2 separate regions of the Homo sapiens genome follow, and region 1 is linked to region 2. Evidence: read pairs that join two places in POLR2A ChIA-PET (ENCODE). Cell type or tissue: MCF 10A. All regions are shown on one strand.

Region 1 (2,500 bases), 260 kb before region 2:
AGGTTAGGACTTTGAGACCAGCTTGGCCAATACGGTGAAACCCTGTCTCTATTAAAAATACAAAATTAGCCGGGCGTGTTGGCACGTGCCTGTAGTCCCAACTATTCTGGAGTCTGAGGCAGGAGAATCGCTTGAACCTGGGAGGCAGAGGTTGCAGTGAGCCGAGATCATGCCACTGCACTCCAGCCTGGATGACAGAGGGAGACTCCATCTCAAAAAAACAAAAACAAAAACAAAAACAAAATATCTACAAACAATCAGTGGAGTATACCTATTGGGTTGCTATATTTTTTATTTTATGTTTTCAATTGTTTTTGGGGAGCAGGTGATTTTTTTGTTGTGTGGGTATGTTCTTTAGCGATGATTTCTGATGTTTTAGTGCACCTGTTCCCCGAGCAGGCATACGTTGTACCCACTGCACCCAAACTCATAGCTCACTGCAACTCCCAACTCCCAAGCAATCCCTTGCCTCAGCCTTCCAAAGTGCTGGGATCGTAGGCGTAAGCCACCATGCCTGGCTCCATGTTTTACCTTTTGAAGAACTGCCAGACTGTTTTCCAAAGCAGTGAAGCACACATTTTTGCAGTAAAGCAAGAAATTTTATAAATGATATGCCCTTTCCACAAGTTCCACTTTTTATCCAGACCTTCTCCTAAGGGCTGATCTCTGCAGCCTGGAGCCTCCAGGTGGGCAGCCTGCCTACAGTGCTAAGGGCAGGTTGATGGAAGAGAGTGGGAGGGACAGCAGGGGGAGGAGAAGAGAAAGAGCAAGGCAGAGAGAAAGAAGAAATGGGTGACTAAGGCAGGAGTAATAAAACGTTGAGCTACTGGGGGCAGTCCACTCCTAAGCCCTAAATTTTAAAATATATTTGTAGTATAAGTTTTCTGAGCAATTCTTTCAAGCGCTTAAAAGGAGGGGTTGGGGGATTTGAGCTCCATGTAGAATGCTGAACACTGTCATCAGCTGTGGCTGGTTCACAGGATTACTCATGTCCTGCGGTGAAGGGCAGATAGGAAAATGACTCACTTCACATACAGCAGTGCCCCTCCACCCTGACGCACATAAGAATCACCTGGGAGCTTTTAAATACTACCGATGCCAGGACCTCATGCCAGAGATTCTGATGGACTTGGAATGGGGTGGAGCCTGAAGGCTGGCCTATTCTAAAGGCTCTTCAGGGATTTTTAATATGCAGCTAGGATTGAAAATCACTTACGTAGACATACAGTTTTTATGTTTTAACAAATACTTTTAAGGCAAACAAACTACTGGGATGATCTTTGGATGCACCACAGAACTTTTTCAGAAGCATTTGGGCGTCCCAATGATTTCTACTTCTAAAGAGTGCTAGTGAATGAGGGATTTTGATTGAGGGCTTACTTTGCTGCCTTAGTGTTCTCTCCTAACCAGAAGCCTTTCTGTTTTGGAATCATGGAGCACATCTTTTGTGGGCTGCGAAAAGCTCTAGGTGGAAGGGAAGAGCATCAGGTGGTGAAGCTGAACCAGGAGAGTCTAAAAACCACGTGGCCTCTCAGGCACCCTTGAGTCTAGAGGGAGTTCCCTGATCTTACATTTGAGAGTGATTCTAGGGGTAAGTACTTTTTTTTTTATAACTTTTTTTATTGCAAAGATAGTTTTTGATTATTATAGAGCAGAACTGGTTGATGGGCTTGAAATTTTATATTTTTCTCTAATTAAAATATCTACAAACAGAGGCTGGGCGCGGTGGCTCATGGCTGTAATCCCAGCACTTTGGAGGCTGAGGTGGGCGGATCGCTTGAGCCTAGGAGTTTGAGACCAACCTGGGCAACATAGCGAGACCACGTCTCTTAAAAAAATTTTTTTTAGCTGGGTGTGGTGGCAGGTGCCTGTAATCCTAGCTGCTCGGGAAGCTGAGGCTGGATAATTGCTTGAACCCAGGAGGCGGAGGCTGCCGTTAGCTGAGATCGCGCCATTGCACTTCAGCCTGGGCAACAAGATCGAAACTCCAACTCAAAAAAAAAAAAAAAAAAAAAAAAAAAAAAAAAAAAAAAGGCCGTGCGCGGTGGCTCGTGCCTGTAATCCCAGCACTTTTGGGAGGCCGAGGTGGGCGGATCACCTGAGGTCGGGAGTTCGACACCAGCCTGACCAACATGGAGAAACCCCATCTCTACTAATACAAAATTAGCCAGACGTAGTGGCACATGCCTGTAATCCCAGCTACTCGGGAGGCTGAGGCAGGAGAATCGCTTGAACCTGGGAGGCGAAGGTTGTGGTGAGCTGAGATCGTGCCCCTGCATTCCAATCTGGGCGACAAGAGTGAAACTCCATCTCAAAAAAAAAAAAAAAAAAGAAAGAAAGAAAGAAAATATCTACAATCAGTGGAGCATTCCTATTCGGTTGCTTAATTTTTTTTTTTAATTTTCAATAGTTTTTGGGGAACAGGTGATTTTTTTGTTCCATGGATCAGTTCTTTAGTGGTGATTTCTGAGATTTTGCTGCACCTGTCACCTGAGCAGTA
Region 2 (2,500 bases):
TGATCCTCCTGCCTCAGCCTCCCAAGTAGCTGGGACTACAGGCATGCGCCACCATGCCTGGCTAATTTTTGTATTTTTCGTAGAGAAGAGGTTTTGCCGTGGTGCCCAGGCTGGAAAATTAAATTTTAACAATTGAATTCAAGGGAGTGTGAGTATTAGAATATTAGGGCCTTCTTAAGAAGGCTTGCTTTGAGGTCAGATCTCTGGCCCCAATGTCTTGTTCTCCCATTTTGTGTGTGTGTGTGCATGCACACGCACACAGGAAGCATGTGATTGCTCTTCAAACCATTTTCAAGTGAGTGGAACTCTTGTTAGACAGTCAAGATTTGTCATGAGGATACGGACTAAAACATTTTCCTGTTTTTATTGATACTGATACTGTTGCAATTGGTGCAACTCCAGTAATCCAATTTCTTGGTCAACTTTCATTATGCTAAAAATAGTGAATGCTTAAGGCTGTTACATGGAAGATCTGAGATTTAGGTCTATCTCTAAATCCGTCTTACATATTGGAAATCTCTCAGAGAGGACATACAATGTTATATACAACACACACACACACTCTCTCTCTCACACACACACTGATATGCCAACAAGGAGGAGAAGTTAGAGATACAGGGGATTCAGACATCTTATACAAAAAATCAAACTTGCCCAAGAGTTTCTTGAAGGACATTTTGGCCTGGACAGTGTAGAATCCTTTGGAAAGGTGGGTAGAAAATGCTTAAGCTACCATTGGAAAAACAACTGCTCTATAAATGTGCAGCTGTAACATTAAATTGGAGATCCCTGGGATACTTATAGAATCATAAATTCAGTAGCAATATTACTTTTAGGAGATTTGGATAAAGTGGTTTAAAATGAACTTAGGAGCCAGGTACGTAGTAGACAGTGGGAGGAGGATGACCAAGGAAGCATCTCGTTGCTTACTTATCAGAGGCCTTGCATCCTCGTATTTCGTTTGAACACATATTTTATTGTGGAAACTTAAAAAAAAATTATATTTACTGAGAATAAGTTTTAAAAATACAAAACTTATCTTGATCTTTCTAGCTGTTGCTATGGTCTTGAGTAATACATCATTAAAGCTGTGGCACTCCAATGATGTATTAAAGTAATATATCATAACAATGCCATGGCTTTGATGATATATTAATGTAATACATCGTTAAGGTGCCATTGGCCTCATGATGTATTACTCAAAACACTACCAATTTGTTAGATCAACACACAGAGACCCGTGTGTTAGGAACAGAAGAATGGCAAATGATTTTGGTCCAAAACACAATTGAACTTCTTAGAGATGTCTCACCCACAAAAGCAGTTCTGTTAAGATTGGATGGGCTTCAAAGACTTGCTCAAGAATGGTGGGGTTGAATCACAGTGAAGGGCAACAAAGACGTCTGCTGTGACTGCATTAGCAACCTGTGCCTGGGGCCAAGTTTTCACGCGGGGGAAGAAGAACATGCCTATGTTTTACCTAGCAACAAACAATGTGGTTTACTTGCATGATTTCATTAAATCCCCACTGAAATACTATAAACAAACTCAATTTTAGAGATCAGGAAGCTGAGGTGCAGAGAAGTAAAGTGAGGTCTCATAGCTGATAACTAGTGGAGCCAGGACTTGAGTCTATGTCTGCCTAACTCTAGAGCTGGGTTGGGTGGGGTCATTCTAATTTTGTGCCCCCAATTTAGGAATTATTTTTTCTATCTTTAAAGAAAAACTTGGGAGTGAGCTGGCTTCCTGTCTTCTCCCATACCCTCCCTCATCCTCCATCCTTTTAGGTATACAATATGCAGAGAAGATACTTGGAAAAATAGATCTGGAAAAACATAGGCAATGCTAGACAGGTATTTGGCAGTTGTTTTTTGTATTTTCTCAGGGTCCTACCAAATGCCTAAACAGTGGTTGAGGGAGGAGTGGCCCCGCGTAGGGGGGACTCTGCTGGTGACCAAAAGCATAGCTTTGCCCCAAGCTCCCCTATTGTTCAATTGAAAGGCCTCCTCCCTAGCTTCCTTGCTTCCACTCTTGCTCCCACTACAAATCCATCCTCTACACAGTAGCCAGAGTGATTACTTAAAAATGTAAAATGTCATGTCATCATTTTTCCCTAGTTCTTTTCAGAAACTTCCCACTGCACTTAGAATAAAATCCAAACTCATTACCCTGGCCTCCAAAGCCTGGACTTTCTTGTGGGGCTTCACTGGTCTTCTTTCTGCTCCTTGAACAGGCTCGTTGCTTTTGCACAAATCAACGGACTTTTGCACTAATCTATGAAATTGACCAGCTTTGTGTGGTTGTTTCTTTCTTGTCACTCAGGTGCCACTGAAATGCCACTTTTTCAGAGAGGCTGTCCCAGATCACCTGTTCACTCTTGACCACATTCCCTGCTGTTCTCGTCTTCTCACTCCCTAATATTTGATAGTTTATCTATCTGTTTATTGTCTTTCTCCTACAACTACCAGTGGAAAGTTTGGACCCTGCCCCTCATGTTCCT

What was found. Peaks named below come from ENCODE experiments on the same cell type or tissue, not always from the same donor. Only the 100,000 strongest peaks of a DNase experiment are listed, where the experiment ranks them.
Region 1: POLR2A ChIA-PET joins it to region 2 with 8 read pairs; 2 of 35 experiments call an interaction of 5 or more read pairs at or near these places.

What each region holds. Positions count from the first base shown.
Region 1 is chr1:200,482,193-200,484,692 of GRCh38, reverse strand. LOC124900414 (a long non-coding RNA gene) reads left to right here and starts at 1,187. Exons shown (of 3, transcript XR_007066784.1): 1 at 1,187-1,591. In MCF 10A, no CTCF peak of the experiment used is centred here; a DNase peak (open chromatin) is centred at 1,042.
Region 2 is chr1:200,223,412-200,225,911 of GRCh38, reverse strand. No RefSeq gene overlaps it. Among named protein-coding and RNA genes, the nearest start is that of LINC00862, 150 kb to the left of the region's middle. RefSeq lists an enhancer at 1,088-1,606. In MCF 10A, no CTCF peak of the experiment used is centred here; a DNase peak (open chromatin) is centred at 1,391.